Regions from separate parts of the Homo sapiens genome. Here region 1 is linked to region 2. A link is a loop called in an ENCODE intact Hi-C map of the cell type or tissue named here. Cell type or tissue: chondrocyte. All regions are shown on one strand. Each heading gives the region's core, and the rest is flanking DNA. Links, peaks and the distances in the headings are about the cores only.

Region 1 (8,334 bases), core at 129-8,128, 480 kb after region 2:
ACACTGTGTATTAAAAATCTCACTCTTCAGTATTGGAATTTGCTAGAATTTCTTAAGTATCATAATCACCATCACTATTAATATCTACCAAGTGCTTATTATGTTACAAGCACTTAGTAAGGAATTTTACTGTAAATATCTTATGGTATTAGACTTAATCCTCAAAATATCCCTACATTTTGTTTCAGGTTGTATTATTATTTGCATAGGTTGTATTCCTATATTTTGTAATAGGTTTTATTATTGTCCCCATTTTACAGATGAGGAAACTGAGGTTTAGAGCTATGTAACTTGACTAAGGCCGAATAAGGGACAAAGCTAGCATTCAAACTTGGCTCTGTCAGATTCCAAAGCCTGTGTTCTTTTTATGATTGTATTCGAATATGACTAAACCATAATTGAATCTCATGGGCAAAACCCAAAAATTGGACCAATAAAGTGACAGATGAAATCCAACAAGGGTGATTTCTTCTTATACACAGTTAATCCTCCATCTAACAATAATTAATTTCTTCATCAGTTCAAATGCAGATAAGTCAGTACCACGATATTCTTTTATAATTAAAAAGCATGAGCTTACACTCAAATCTACTAATATTTTAAGAACATTTTGTGGTAGCATAGACTAAGAACACCAAAGTTTGAACTCCTAAAACTGACAAGAAAAAACTGACTTTGCTTTGAACTGAATCCAAATAACACAGAAATGGATCGTTTATACTCACATAACTTAGTATTTGTGCATGCAACGTAGATAGCATAATTCTACATTGAGAAATGAAGTTCAGATTCGAAAAGCAGACATTATCAAATTCATACTCGAAATGAGTATGTCCAATACTCGTAACTAAAAGCATCCAAAAAACTGTGAAGTTACAGAAATTTTCCATTTTCTTTTCTTATTTTTTTTTAGTCTGCTAGACAAATTCTAAAAGAGCTAAAAATATGGAACACTTCATGAATTTGTGTGTCATCCTTGTGAAAGAGCCATGCTTATCTTCTCTTTATCGTTCCAATTTTAGTATATGTGCTGCTGAAGCAAGCACTTATTTTATTTTTGAGACAGGGTCTTGCTCTGTCACTCAGGCTGAAGTGCAATGGCATGATCAAAGCTCACTGCAGCCTTGACCCAAGCGAGCCTCCCACCTGAGTCTCTGAAGTAGCTGGGACTATAGGAATATGCCGCTACATCCAGCTAACTTTTTATTTTTTGTACAGACAGGGTCTCACTATGTTGCCCAGGCTGGTCTTGAACTCCTGGGCTCAAATGATCCTTTCATCTTGGCCTCTCAAAGTGCTAGGATTATAGATGTGAGCCACAACGCCCAGCTGAGATTTTTCCATTTAAAATATACCAACAGATTTTCACTTTTTTGCCTGGTTCTTAAAACTATGAATGGCCAGTACAGCAAAAAGTTTTATTCGATTTTTAGACTGTCCTATAAAGTCAGTTTGAGTTGTTCCATCTCCCTCTACCAGTTTACTGAGCATCTCTTGAAAAGTGTATGGAAGATATTAAAAGTAGGGTCCCTAGAAATAAACCAGATACTTGGTTTTCATAAATACATAGGAATTTAATAGCTTAGAAACTGTTAAATTTTCACCTGTTCCTCTCTAAAAACTAAAATCACATTCCACAGGTCTGCTAGAAGAAAATGATTAGAGTTTGGAAAGTATCTGGAAAACACTATGCAATTGCCTAGACTAAGTTTTCCTCCTTGATTTATTATTTCATTATCTTCAAAGCAAACTATTGCTTTGTAATAGTTGTCATGAGCCAAAACTTACTTGTTAAAAATATTTCTTGGAGGAAGCAGCAGAGGAATAACAGTATTACTCAAGCATTCACAAAGGGGGCAAAGGAATTCTCCGTTTTCTACATCATAGCTCGTATGTAAGCGTAATCTCTGTTGCCTTCGCTGTTCTTTAGCTTGAACGGAATCAAAATACCTTTACAATTAGAGAACATGAGGTATCAAAACAATGGTAATTTACATAAATGACAGCCATAAGCTTCAACATTTAAAATAATTTGTTTCCACAAATAGTTCAAAAATGAAAATCTTAAACTAAATTATTTTTAACATGATTTTTGAGTGATTTTAAAAATCCAAATGGATTAAAAGTTCTAAAAGAGTAAAATAAAAAAAAAGACTGCCATGTAAAAAAGCATTCACAAAGCAGCAACAAAAATTTCTTGGTGTCATTGTTCTCTTGCCACTTCCCCAAGGCTGGTGGCTATTTGTTTTTTTTTTGTTGTTGTTGTTGTTTTTGAGATGGAGTCTTGCTCTGTCGCCCAGGCTGGAGTGCAGTTGCACAATCTTGGTTCACTGCAACCTCCACCTCCCACATTCAAGCAATTCTCCTGTCTCAGCCTCCCAAGTAGCTGGGACTACAATGTGGTGGCTAGTTGTTAGGGGTAGTTCATGATAACTGGGTGAGCATAGTTCTAGAATAATAGTATTATTGATTTGTTGGTTTTGTAGAAGCATAGGAAACACCAAGGTAGAACAAATTCAGGACATCTCATCACAGGGAGCCATTACAATTTTGGGAAGTAACAAAGCAAGTACTAACATCTATGGAATCAAAAGTTGTCCACCCTGGACCCAAAGAAAGACAACATTACCCTTCTAGAGTTTATCCTACTGTAAAAACCCTTTTCTTCATCCACAGACTGATACAGATCCACTTCCTTCTTTGGAAGATATAGAAGAGACTTGGATATAAAGCTAAATTAAAAAACATATCTGACATACACTTTACATCTATGACAAGGCAAATAACTTTTGTTATTTATTAGGCAATGATACGGATTTTTTCAACATTTTTAGTTCTTTTCCTTTTTTCTAGAATGAAATTTCCTCTATTTAAAAAATATTGAGCCCTTAGATAAACTTCTCTTGACAAATATTAAGAATATACATTACCTTTGCCAACAATGGGCATGCATAATGTGCCCACAGCTACTAGTGTGTGTTCCACAAGACAGATCAGGGTGCATGAATAATGGATCATATTTTTCTGCATTACAAAACAAAACAAAACAAAACAAAAGTGAAGCATTTAATTTTCCTATAACAAATGTGTAACTTTAAATTGTAAAATCCTTGATAAAGACTTGAAATTTGAAATGAAATGCTAGTTTATTCCTCTGAGATACCAATTTATGCAACACCTTGGATTATTTAGAAAGTAGGACTCTCTAATTTTCACCACCCACAGCAAATTAATTAAACATTCTCAAATTGTTAAACTGAAATTAGAACTATGAATTTAAATATATCCAATCTTTTGAACATTTCACACTTTCAGGGTGCTGAGATATTCCAATTCCTCCCATTGTACCCTGAGCTCCAGGTAAAAGAGCTACTCTCTTCATGGGGCTGCCTTATGTGCGTTCAGGGCAGCTGGGTTAAAATGATCGCTAATAAAAAATGTTTTGGCAGTAACGGGGCGCCCCCTAGAGGACAGACTGCCTAACAACACTCATACAGCGAATAATCACATCAGAGCCAAAGTGACAACAAAAAATCTAAGCACAGACCAGATCAGATGGGGGGAAAAAAGGTAATTCAGAGTCTTCTGTCCTGGTGCTAATTTTTATATTCAAAGGGGATGAAAAATCATGAAAAACAAGATGGATGTCTGGCTTCTTTTGGAATTTTTGAATTCTTTATATAAATTAGTATAATCTTCGAAATTTCCTAACACTCTAGAAAGAACTACTTTTAATTTGCTTTAATAGTTTTAATTTGCTTTAACACTAGAACAGTGCAAATGTCAAAGCATTAAGAAAATCCACTTATAGCCAGCTAATGCTTTTTCTTCAGAAGTAATAAGTTAAATAAAATTAGCAACTTTGTCTTTGGCCTGGAATGAAATTTATAAAGCACCTAGTTTAAATATCTTTTTTTTTTTTAAGACAGTCTCGCTTTGTCGCCCAGATTGGAGTGCAGTGGCGCGATCTCGACTCACTGCAAGCTCTGCTTCCTGGGTTCACGCCATTCTCCTGCCTCAGCCTCCCGAGTAGCAGGTAACTGCCACCACGCCTGGCTAATTTTTTTTTGTATTTTTTAGTAGAGATGGGGTTTCACTGTGTTAGCCAGGATGGTCTTGATCTCCTGACCTTGTGATCTGCCTGCCTTGGCCTCCCAGAGTGCTGGGATTACAGACATGAGCCACTGCGCCTGGCCTTTTTTTTTTTTTTTAAAAACAAACAAACAAACAAACAAAAAAACCACACAGGGTCTCGCTCCGTTGCCCAGGCTGGAGGGCAGTGGTGCAATCTCGGCTCACTGCAACCTCTGCCTCCCAGGTTCAAGCAATTCTCATGCCTCAGCCTCTTGAGTAGCTGGGACTACAGGCGCGTGCCACCAAATTTGGCTAGTTTTTTTTTTGTACTATTAGTAGAGATGGGGTTTCGCCATGTTGGCCAGGCTGGTCTTGAACTCCTGACCTCAGGTGATCCACCTGCCTCGGCCTCCCAAAGTGCTGGGATTACAGGCATGAGCCACCATACCCAGCCTAAATGACCATTTTTAAAGATGAAGCAGACCAACCTTTCATAAGTAGGATGCAAAGACTTTCTTTACAGAGAGAAGGCAACTCTAAAAGTGGGCTCTCAAACCTCCTTTCACGCTGCAGTGTGAAAGGCACTGGTTAAAGCAGTGCTCTGGGAATTCCCAAGACACAGTTCCTACTCTCAAGAAGTTTACTGGGTATCGCTGAAGCACACGCACACAGAGCACAACCTACAAGCAGAGAAATAAATGTGTCTGTGGTGGACAAAATCATGTGCGGACTGGATCTCCCTGCTTTACTCCCTCAGTTGCTGAAAGAGGGCCCTCAACTGTCCTGCACGGTAATCTGTATCCCAAGAATCTGCTTTCTGGGGAACCCGATCTGTGGTGGTATTACTATTCTAAAACAATTTGGCTCAAGGATTGCCTCTTACATAGGTAACTCTCCATCACTGTTCTCAGGAGATTCCACTCAGGCTCTATCAATAAGACAAAACAATTATTATTTCAGTGTGTCAACAAATGACCAGGACTTTGCAAGTGTACTGAAGGATGGAAAAGACTGTGAAATGCCAAAGTATGTAATGTTACATCACAAAGAAAAGCTTTTCTTTGAATCCCTGCTATTTATCAGCTATGTGATTCAGGTGCAACTTTCTGGAGTGGTTCCACATCTGCCAAGTGGGGAATTCCTGCCTAAGTTACCTGCCAAAGATACCATCCAAGTCCATGGAGTTATTTTTAGGTTTAAAAAATCTCAACGTATCACCAACCACATTAACTGGCAGTTGTTATTAAAAGGGAAGATGAGGATCTAGCTATGACTTACCTGGATCTTGAATAAATTTACTTCTGTTTTTTGATAATACAGTTGATCTCTGAACAAATGCTGCCAAGACCATTGCCCTGCTTTCCACTTTAACTTCTTGCTCCTCTTGACACAATATACATGTAACGAATTGTCTTTGTTCAGGAACCTGAGTTTGTGCGGGGCCCAGTGCTGTAAGTGTCATATCTGAAGCCACAGGGCTGCAATACAAAGGTTATGAATATAATTAATGATCCCAAAACTTTCTATATAATCACAAAATAGCAGACTACAGGTATGTGTGTGTGTGTGTAGTGTGTGTGTGTGTGTGTGTGTGTGTGTGTGTGTGTGTGTGTATATATATTTATTTATTTTTTGAGACAGAGTCTTGCTCTGTCACCCAGGCTGGGGTGAGTGGCACAATCTTGGCTCACTGCAACCTCCGCCTCGCAGGTTCAAGCAATTCTCCTGACTCAGCCTCCTGAGTAGCTGGGATTATAGGCATGCACCACCACACCCGGCTAATTTTTTTTTTTTGTATTTTTAGTAGAGATGGGGTTTCACCATGTTGGTCAGGCTGGTCTCGAACTCCTCACCTTGTGATCCGCCCGCCTTGGCCTCCCGAAGTGCTGGGATTACAGGCGTGAGCCACCACGCACAGCCAGGAATGTATATATTTAACACATGGTTTTGATAACTTGGATTGTCAAGTCTTTGGTATGTATCAAAACCATCTCCTTTAATCCTCACAGTAATCTAATCTTCAACACAGATGTCATACGCTCTAGGTAACTGAGTGTAGTGTACTCATTCTTTCATGAATGTCCAAGGTCTTCTGCAGAAAATACCCTACCAGGTGTACACAGGACTTACCATACCTACATTCAGAGACTTCTAAGATTAAATCTTCTAAATGGAGGTCACAAAATTTACCTATGAATTCTACTAAATTACTTTAGGATTAAAAGTATACTTACAAGGAGAAAACGCAACACTGCCCCTAGTTGGGAAAAACTCGTCAAGACATTAATTTTTTTTTTTTTTTTTTTTACCTATGATCAAGAACAGCAGAGGTTGAGGCATCCAGTTCTAATGTCTGCTGAAAGAGTTCTTTGTTTTCATCAATAAAATGCCGCTGCATTTCAGACATCTGAGCCATGATCTTTTCTCTGCGCAGTCTGGCAATCTCTGCTTTTCTCTTCCTCTCAGCTTTGTCTTTGTCCCTTGAACTCTGAAATTATGCTCCATTCAATTAGACAATTAGATGCTAAAACGCACATTTTTTTCCAAAGCAGAAATATCTTCACTGTAAATACCAATTAAAAAACTATTCTATAATCTCACTTATTTAAATAAGAGAAAAGACTCTTAAACTGACTTGTTTTAAAGAAAAAAAGCAGACAAAAAATTGCTACAACAAATAGAGATAAATAGTGGCATATTTCTTGGAATTTAAATGTTGTGAGTAACTGGCAACTTAATGTAGATAAATTTATTTTGTTCATACTGAACTTGCTGTAATTTTTTAGTATTATCACACTTTTTACTGTTTATACCTCTTCCATTATGGTTCCTTCTGTCTCTGCCACGGGACTGGTAGGTGAACTCTCCCTCATCTTTTTAACAGCATTAAAAGTCTACAAAAAAAAAAGTATCAGTATCCTGTATGAAATATGATCACAATGTACACATAACAAATATTCAATATTTCTCACAAAAAGCAGAGGAATGTGGAAATTTTACCTTCAATATCCACCGAATCATGTCTTTGTGGACTTCTAGGTAGGGAGCATTTTGTAGTGTTTCCAGCATAGCTAGTATGCTAGGAGAATTTTTTGGCGCTTCACCAGGTTCTACGGCAGAAAAATAAAAGGCACAATAACAATAGCTAATACTTCATAGTACTTATTCCTACGCACAGGAACATAAATGCAGTTGCTTATAACACCTATTGCCCATAATTTGATTATGGCTCTACCAAAATAGAGATTTTCAATACTTCTTGAGAATGTGACATATTTGTCTTTTACAAACAAGTTGCCAACAACTAGAATTCTTTAAGGATTCAAAAGTGACTTTTTATAGCAAATGATTATTTTAACATCCCTTTAGCAAAATTACATACAAATTCAGCTAAAAATAAGTGGTGTCTCAGATTTTACAGGTCTAAAAATAAATTAGCATTAAGAGGTGCATATATGCACAAATATGTTTATTTGCTCTGACCATTGACTTTAATAAAAACTAGATTCAGAATAAAATGAATTTCTTCTCCTAGGAATTCATAGTTTGTTTATTTGAATATAAGAGTCAAGTCCATATTTTCTATTAGTCTGTAGCCAGAAAGTTCAACTATTGATTTTCTTGATTTTGGTGCTGCCATTCTGGAAAAATGTCCCTTTTTCCTAAGAGGGGAAGAGATTGACCTGTGTGATCTTTAATATTCTATCACATCTAAAACTGTGGCATGCATTAGAGATGTGACTCTAGATAAGGGAGAGGTTTCTTTGGAAATAAATCGTGTGTCTTAATTATGTAGAATGTCTAAAGACAAGTTAAGAGTAATGTTGAGGGAAAATGATGATTGTTTAATAAGGAAAGAGAAAGTAAGAGAGAACCTAATTTTTTTTTTTTTTTTTTTTGAGACAGAGTCTCACTCTGTCGCCCAGGCTGGAGTGCAGTGGTGTAATCTCGGATCACTGCAACCTCCACCTCCTGGGTTCAAGCGATTTTCCTGCCTCAGCCTCCCGAGCAGCTGGGATTATAGGCGCCCGCCACCATGCCCGGTTAATTTTTGTATTTTTGGTAGAGACAGGGTTTCGTCATGTTGGCCAGGTTGGTCTCGAACTCTTGACCTCAGGTGATTCATCCACCTTGATCTCCCAAAGTGGTGGGATTACAGGAGTGAGCCACCATGCCTGGCCAAGAACCTAATATTTTATAGTGATGAGTGAATGAAATTAGGGAGTATTCTGTGTGGTTATTCTAAAATAAACACACCAG
Region 2 (8,334 bases), core at 240-8,239:
AACTTATTAAAGTTCCCCCATCATATTTAAGACACTATGGCAAAAAAGTGTGAAAAAGATATTTAGCAAAGATGGTGATGACTTGCAGTCAAATAGAGTCCCTTAGGTCACATGAGAAAGGTAACTGACTTCCTGTCAGCCTATGTCTCATCCCAGCCAGAGAATCCCACCTTGACTCCCCTGACTCTTGAAGCCATCCCCTTTCTGCCATTCAACTACATCCTGTCCTTGTGAACTAAACTCAAATGGTTTTCTCTACTAGGAAGACTTCTTTGTTAACCACAACCATCTGTCCACCTACAGGACATGGGTGTCTTCAACATCTCTTAATGCCTCCCACTTGCTTTCTGTTTTACCTCAAGTCTGTAAGGCACAGGTCATACTCATGTACCTAATCTCCTCACTAGATCATAAGTGCCCCAAGGGCAAGATGCCTGTCCTTTCCCCCCCTCCCCTCCCTTTGAGACAGGATCGTGCTCTGTTGCCCAGGCTGGAGTGCAGTGGTGTAATCATGGCTCACCGCAGCCTCGACCTCCTGGGCTCCAATGATTCTTCCTCCTCAGCCTCACAAGTAGCTGGGACTACAGGCATGCCCCCACGCCCGGTTAACTTTTTTTTATTTTTTGTAGAGACAGGGTCTTACTATGTTGCCCAGGCTGGTCTCAAACTCCTGAGCTGAAGCAATCCTCCTGCCTTAGCCTCCCACCGCACCTAGCTGATGCCTGTCTGTTTTAATTTTGCATTCCCAAGGGCCCCTGGGGCCACACCTGGCTCAGTGAGGAGTCACTGGCTCTGTGAGTGTCCTAATTTGTGAGCTCTTTAGTCCTGAAATCTCACTTAGCTGGTGTAGCAAGTCCCATCCTGTGGCTTCTCCTCTACAGCCACTATACACAGTTCCTGCAGTTTCATGGGGAAGGAGGTAGGGGTGTGGTGTCAGGTGGCCAGGTCACTTGTCCTGTCTGGGTCTTAGTAAATTCACATGTAATAAGAGGGGGCCAGCCTGAAGGGCACAGAGCTGCTTCCCCAGAGAGATTGGGGGCAGCCAGGGTCCCATTCACCTGATTCATCTGCCAGCCATGCCTTTCTGCTCTGCCTCCAGAGTCTGTGACCTGGGACAGCCTAGCAGGCAAGGAATGGTCCCCTGGGAGAAAGGGCAGAGCCTTCTGCCTACCCTGCCCTGAGCTCTGATTTGGTTTATGAGGTCACTTCACTGCCAGCTTGGAAGCAGACTCTCCAGTCACATGGAAGGAAGTAGATCCATTTCAGAGGGGAGAGGAGGCAGCTGTGGGCAAGAAGAACCTGAGGGAAGGAAGAAGGGGCCGGGCCACAGCAAGCCCCAGGCACTGGAAAGGTATGGACTGAGGTGGCAGGGGGTAGCAGGCAAGCTTTCCCTTCTTCACTGTTTCAACCAAGGTCTGCTCTACCACAGGGGCCCCAGCCAGGGCTCTGTGCCCAGAACAACCTCTGCGCAAAAGGCAGGAGGAAAACTGGAATGAAAGGCTGGGCAGCTACAGCCCAAGGGAGAGGACAAGATGCAAACCACAGAGGGGGAAACCCAGGCAGCCCATTCACAGAAGAGTCTTCTCCACTCAGAGCTGAAGAAACACGCTCAGGCCCACAGCTAGCCCAGCAGGCCCCTGCACTAGGACTGCTTGCTGCTTCTCCAGCTCAGAGCTCATTGCAGGTGGGCAGGCGTCCTGCTCCAATGCAAGCTCCTGCCCAGAGGCAAGGTCCGAGGGTAGCTCTTCTCCGTGAAGCCAGCATGGCAATGCAAAGCCACTTCCAGGCTACATGACCTGGGACAGGTCAGACAACCTCCTAAGCCTCAATGTCTTCATCCACAAAATGGGGATAGTAGTATATATTTCAGACGACTACCGTGATAATTACAGTAACACATGTGAAGTTCTTACCATAGGGCCTGGCCCATAGAGAGCCCTCAATAAATGGTGCCTCTGTTGCTCCTGGCCCACCCCTGGGCACCCTCTCCCTCCCTCCTTCACTCCCTGTCCTCACCTTCTGCTTGGTGCTGAGGGGCTGTGACTTCAATTTTTCATCCTTGCTCTTGGAAATCCTCAGGAACTGCTTGAGGTCTCCCTAAGGGAAAAGCCAGGCATCTCGCTCAGGTCAGTGCACAGCCATTGGCTGTAAAGCCTCAGACCAAGCAGGTGCTCGCAGAATTCCTGCCTGGGGAGGCAGTGAGAAGGCCTAAGCTAGCCTGGGCCCCTTTCCCAGGGGGAAGTTCACTGGGAGTGCAGAACTTTAAAAATATATAGGAGACGCCTCCTAGAGGCTGTCTCAGTTAGAAAGGAGGAGAATTGGCATTTCTACCCCAAGGGGAACCTCCAGACAGGTGGGGCAACAGAGCCCCCATCTTCAGTGAGCCAAGAGGAAAACAGTCCCCTACCCTCTGCCCTCAAAGATTCCTGAGAGGAAACCCCTGTCCTCCAGAGCTTTACAATCTAATCTAAACAAACAAAGGAGAACGCCAGCAGCAGAAACATACATAAAGCATTCATAAGTACTTGTTTGTTTGTTTTTAATTTTTTTGTAGAGACAGAGTCTTGCTATGTTGCCCAGGCTGGTCTCGGACTCCTGGCCTCAGGCGATCCTCCTGCCTCAGTCTCCCAAAGTGCTGGGATTACAAGTGTGAGCCACTGTGCCCAGCCGCGTAAGTACTTGTTAATGGAAAGACTGATAGGACTCCTGCCCGCTCTTGCCCCAGAACTAGGGATTTGAGAAGCAGCAGTTTGAGGACCATGGGGTGAGGGCAAGGACCAGCTGGGGAATGAAGAGGAAGGCGCAGCTCTGGGAATGACACCCTGAGTGGAGAGGAGAAGGCTGGTGGCTGGGGTAACACTCATGTCACAAGTGGTGCTAGGAAGGAGGGAGGCAAAGTGGGTTCTGATATATTTATTCTCAAGTGGGGACAAGCTTTTGGGGAGGAAAAAATAACAAACCAAAGAAAACAAGAGTCAGAGAAGATGACCTGGAAGGCATCCCTGCAGTGTGACAGTGAGAAGTCCCAGAAAAACTTAGGACCAACGCCCCTGAGATACAGATGGAAAGACTGGGTGCTGATAAAGGGAAAGCAGGCATCCAAGAGCAGGGAAGGCAGAAGCTGAGCATCATAAGGTGGGCAAAGTGTAACAGCAGGCAGGTGAGGTCTCGGCTGAGACTGCACGAGACAAGGTTTTCACGGTGCTCCAACCACTGACTCCCACCTTTGTAGGACACTGCCCTCCCTACCCGAGACCCCCACGTCCCCTGCCAACAGCATACCAGATCCACATATTCCAGCACCATGTAGTGGGGCTCAGCCTCCCGGCACAGCCCCAGGAGCCGCACCACGTTGGCGTGGTTCAGCTTCCCAAACATCTCCAACTCCCTCCGGAAGTCCAGCTGCTGCTGCTCATCCTTGCTCTGCAGGCTCTTCACAAGTACCAGGGTCTCTGCCACTCCCTCCTCCAAGCCCTGAGCCTTTGCCAGGAACACCTCCCCAAACTCACTCTTCCCTGTGGGTACAGTCTGAGTCAGCCAGCCACCTTCACCCAGGCCGAGGCAGCTCCTGACCTGGGGGAGGGGCCTAGCCTCTCCCACAGTGGGGACCCACCCACCTGGGCTGGGCACGAGACCCGGTTCTGCTGTGACCCCCTCCCTCCTTAGGCTTCAGTGTCTGCAGCAACAAAATAAAAGGGTGGGACTAATATTCAGCATTTTCCAAAGGGTGACTCGCATGAGAATTTTTGGTGGCTCATGGTAAACATGTCTTAACGTATGCTAGGAAAAAACGTAACTATGACAAACCCATGATTTCTCATATTTTTTCCTAGAACAATGGTAACTTAGTTTTTTTTTTTAAAGAGTCAATTTAAATAAAACATCAAGTAAATAATACTACAGGTAGTACACAGGAATGACAAAATCTGCACGAAGGGCAGTGAATAACAGGCTCTGGGGCCACACTGGGCTAGATCTCTACCTATGCTTCCCTCCACCTCTAACATTCTAGGTTTCAGGGACTTCAGAACACTAGCCCGTACCCAGCCTCAAGACACAGCGGGTGACTTGTAGTTAGGCAGGGGCAGCTGTAGTCAAGGCAACATACCCAGCGTGGTGATGGGCTGCAGGCTAGACCGTGGGAAGTGCATCTTATCACTTGTGCTGTGGCGTTTGTTGGTGGCCGCGGGGCCGGAGCCCAAGCTGGTCAAGGCCACTTCTTCTTGGATCTCTGCTGAGGGCTGCCCGTTCTGCAAAGGCCCACCTGGGAAGGAGGAGGACAAGAGCGTCACGATGAGACCTGACACTCTGGCCACCATGGGGATTTCTGTTCTGTCCCCTGGTCTTCCACTCTTGCCAACTTGGGTCCAATCACAGTGCTCCACATGAAAGGGCAAGCCCAAATGATGAAATAATGGGGCTGGGGCTGGGTGGGGGATGTATGGCTATCCCCTAGGGTATGACCCCTTAGTGATGCAGCTGATTATGACCTCTGAGATGAAGCCAACTGCAGACATCTAATCTGAATCACTGGTCCTTAATACCATAGCTACACATAAGGATTTTTGCTTTCATGGGGCCTCCTATTGGGCAAAGCCCTAAACAGGCACAAAGGGAAAATCACAATAATGGAGACCCAACCTCTGCTCCTGAACACCTGAGCTGATAGGAGAGACCCAGCAATGACCTCAAGGAGCTCCCAGTCCAGGAAGTGGGGATAGGAGAAGGGAAGTAAACAGAAAGACTGCCCCTGGGGGAGCTCTTAGACTCATAGAGGGAGACAAGACATGCAACAGCAACGTGTGTACATATACTAATGATATCTGTGGTTTTGTGCTGGGAGGAGGAAACAGCAGGGAATCATAGGAAGCTGGTCCAAGGGGCTCCAATGAAGAAGTCTCAAGCCAGGTTGCTCAGAAGACGAGGCCCTGGGAATCCAACTCCAGGCTTCCCGCTAGGGGTGGGGCAGTCCCAGCTCCAGGACCCAGCAACAGCCGCTCGGTTTCCAGAGTGCTGGCGCTCTCCCCTCCGTGGCCGCGGGAGGGCGCTCAGCTCCCGCACACGGGCACCACCTCCCCGTCCAGGGCCCCTCACCGTTGAGGCATTCCATCTCTGGCTCCTCGCCCTCGGGCTGCTTCTGCAGCCGCTTGGCTTTGCAGCGCTTCTTGCAGTAGAACATGAGGCCCAGCACGGCAATGATGTAGGCCACAGCGGCACCCACCGACAACCCAATGGTCTGGATCATCTTGTAGGGGGGAGGGCTGCCAGGGCCCTCCGACTCCTCCGGCACAGGCTTGTCTGAGAGACACACAGATGGGTCTGGGCAGGGGCTGCTAAGCAAAAGAAGCCCTGCTTCTCTACTAACTCCTCCCAACCCCATCAACAGGGCAACTTAACAGATGGCCCGGGAGGGTCACCACCTTCACTGGCTTTAACAAGGGCCAGCAGGTCCTCATGCCCCACCAAGGTCAAACGAAGACTCTGAAGGAGATGAGGCCAGGGGTTCCCAAGCTGGCTTTGCATCGGAAGCCAAGACAGGCGACACGGATAAGCACACCTGTCAAGGAGCTACCACAAACCCACGTTATTTGTTAAGCTTCCCAAGTGACTTGATAATGTGAGCCAGGCCCCGGAGAGCAGCATTTGGGAGCTTCAGGTTTAGAATTCCAGGCACTGCCTGGCACAGAGCAGGTTTTTCAATAAGCAGATCTGTAGAAGGGATCTGCTGGTCTAGGGGCCTTTTAATGGCCCACACTGAGGGGCCTCAAGAGGCATTAGGGGAATGAAGGGAGACCATGCAGGATCCCCCAACTGCCACACACACCCCAGTGGCTCCCACCAAGGGGGCCTCCTCAGTTCATTTTCATCCATTTAAACTTTCACATTATACTTTGTCTAGAAAAATAACTCTGCTGCCAAACCAAGAAAGTTTAAGAGCTTCTCATTTAAACCACTTTCACCTGTGGATGCAGAAACAAGTCCCCAGAGGAGAAATAAGTCTCCCAGGGGCAGAGAGTTAAGTGCAGGGCCTTTTACCTGACCCATCATCCTCTCTGGGCCTCCTGGAGAAAAGAACCTTGTCCTACTGCATTCTGACCTGGTCCTCCTCCCCAGCCACCCAGAGATATGTGTGGCTGCTGCAGGAACCTGGGAGGCAGCATTGTAGGAAGAGAACACCCCCCCACTCCCCCACAACACACACACACACACACCGACCGTTGGATGTTAAATAAACGACAGCCCGGCTCTGAGCAAGGACTCTAAGACTGTGCAGCAGCATGGTGAGACGGCCGAATCCCCACCGCTGCCACAAAAATGGCTTCTGTGCCATGTTCTGTACACAGGGGCTGAGTACAAGGTGACAAACGTCTGGGCCCACCACTTCCTGTGCAGCATAACCCTCCCCAGCCCATACCCACGACATAGAGGGGGGCCTCCGTGTGCTTGATGTTGCAGCTGTTGCCTGCAATGCAGGTGTAGCGGCCTGAGTCCTCAGGGGCCACGTCATGGATCACCAGGGAGCCATTCTGGAAGATGTGCATCCTGTCGGGGGAGAAGCCATAGTGCTGGCCAGCTCGCAGGGAGGGGGGCTGCAGGAGAGGAGGGACGGGTGTGGGAGAGAGGTGGCCCTACCTGGGTCCCAGCTTGGTGGGGTCCAGGATGCGGTCCTTGCCTTTCCACTGAATCAGCGGCTTGGGGTCCCCCTGGGCCTCGCACTGCAGTAGGGCTGTGTGGCCCTGGTACACAGTCGTACGCTCTGGTTCCACTTTGAAGGTGATAAAAACTGGAAGAAAAGAGACCAGCGAGGCGCAGGGAGGGGTAAGCCAAGGGGCTGGCAGGGTACACGGTGCTACCCCAGAGGGCCCTCCCAGCCCCAGGGCCCTGCCACGGTCGCACCTGCCACAGTGAGCTGGACATGGGCACGAATCTGGCCCTGCGGCCCGTTGGAGGCAATGCAAGTGTAGTTGCCAGCGTCATCTCGAGTCACCCGGGCAAAATGCAGGGTCCCAGCGTTGTCTGTCACCCACTCTGGGAGGCTGCTCCCATCTGCAGGGGTAACAAAGGGAAATTATGGGAAGGATCAGGGTTACACAGACAGCTGGCAATGCCTTCAGTCCCTCACCTCTACTCAAAAACACACCATCGCTCCTGACCACCCACAGGCAAAGTCCAAACTCCTGAGCCAAGTGTTAGAAGCCCCTCCGTTATTTACCCCTCTTCCAATTCTTCAGTCTCACCTCTTCCTCCTACTGCCCTGTGTGACATTCCACGTCTGCCAAACCGGACTCTGTTTGGGCCCAGATCGGCCCTGTTCCTACTCCGCTGCCCATCACTTCTCCCTCCTAGAGCCCATTCCCGCTCTTTACCATCCCAGGCTGTAGATCCATTTTAAGCCTCACCTCTCCCAGAAAGTTCCCCCAGACCTGAGCAGAGGGAGCCTACTTCCTCCTCAGAATCTACAACTGTACTCTCTCACTCTAGGTGGAAATGTCAAAATTGGTCCAACCTTTTAAAAAATAATTTGGCAACTCACATCAAGGGCTATAAAAATGTTCATACCCCCTTTCGTGCATAATTATCCCAATTCTGGGAATCTTTCCCAAAGGAAATAAACCTAAATCCAGAAAAAAACTTTGGCTTAAAGATGTTTATTGCAGCAATGAAAAAAAAGGGGGTGGGTGGGTGGCTGGTTAACAACCCAAATCTCCAACATTTAAGGAACAGTTAAGTAAATTACAGTGAATCCAATTGTTGAAATATTATTAGGATCATCAAAACAAATATTCATGAAGAGTGTATAAAGATGTGGGGAAATGCTTGACAATGGTAAGTAAAAAAGGGTATAAAATTACACCGTTACAAAAAAAATAAAAATAAATAATTTTAAAAAATATTTTTAAAAACTACATAGTTATCTGTATTGTCTAATTCTACAATAAGCATGTCTACAGGCATGCACCACCATGCCTGGCTAATTTTTAAATTTTTTGTACAGACAGGGTCTCCCTGTATTGCCCAGGTTGGTCTTGAACTCCTGGGCTCAAGCGATCCTCCCACCTCGGCCTCCCAAAGTGCTGGGATTACAGGCATGAGCTACCACACTCAGCCAATCATGTAAATTTAATAACTGAAACTATATATACAATAAAACTGCTAGGTAAAAAAAGAAAAACATATGCACAGAAAAAGAAGACATACACCCAAAGATGATAAACGGCAGGACTGTACATTTTTTCTCCCAATATTTTTTTTTTTTTTTTTGAGATGGAGTCTCGCTCTGCCACCCAGGCTGAAGTGCAGTGGCACAATCTCGGCTCACTGCCACCTCCGCCT

Evidence for each region. Peaks named below come from ENCODE experiments on the same cell type or tissue, not always from the same donor. Only the 100,000 strongest peaks of a DNase experiment are listed, where the experiment ranks them.
Region 1: a loop joins it to region 2, with 2.7 times the contacts of the local background. A loop is called at or near these places in 10 of 110 quality-filtered maps.

Annotation. Positions count from the first base shown.
Region 1 is chr6:42,656,874-42,665,207 of GRCh38, reverse strand. UBR2 (ubiquitin protein ligase E3 component n-recognin 2) reads right to left here. Exons shown (of 47, transcript NM_001363705.2): 27 at 7,075-7,184; 28 at 6,888-6,968; 29 at 6,384-6,562; 30 at 5,353-5,552; 31 at 2,931-3,024; 32 at 1,789-1,950. It also overlaps the pseudogene RNU6-890P. Among named protein-coding and RNA genes, the nearest start is that of PRPH2, 62 kb to the left of the region's middle. In chondrocyte, for the core only: CTCF peaks have their summits at 3,460 (motif pointing left) and 6,313; no DNase peak of the experiment used is centred there.
Region 2 is chr6:43,140,381-43,148,714 of GRCh38, reverse strand. PTK7 (protein tyrosine kinase 7 (inactive)) reads right to left here. Exons shown (of 20, transcript NM_002821.5): 11 at 6,898-7,047; 12 at 6,634-6,784; 13 at 6,416-6,543; 14 at 5,095-5,298; 15 at 4,109-4,264; 16 at 3,283-3,515; 17 at 2,017-2,097. Among named protein-coding and RNA genes, the nearest start is that of SRF, 27 kb to the left of the region's middle. RefSeq lists an enhancer at 5,200-5,289. In chondrocyte, for the core only: CTCF peaks have their summits at 4,817 and 5,040 (motif pointing right); a DNase peak (open chromatin) is centred at 5,096.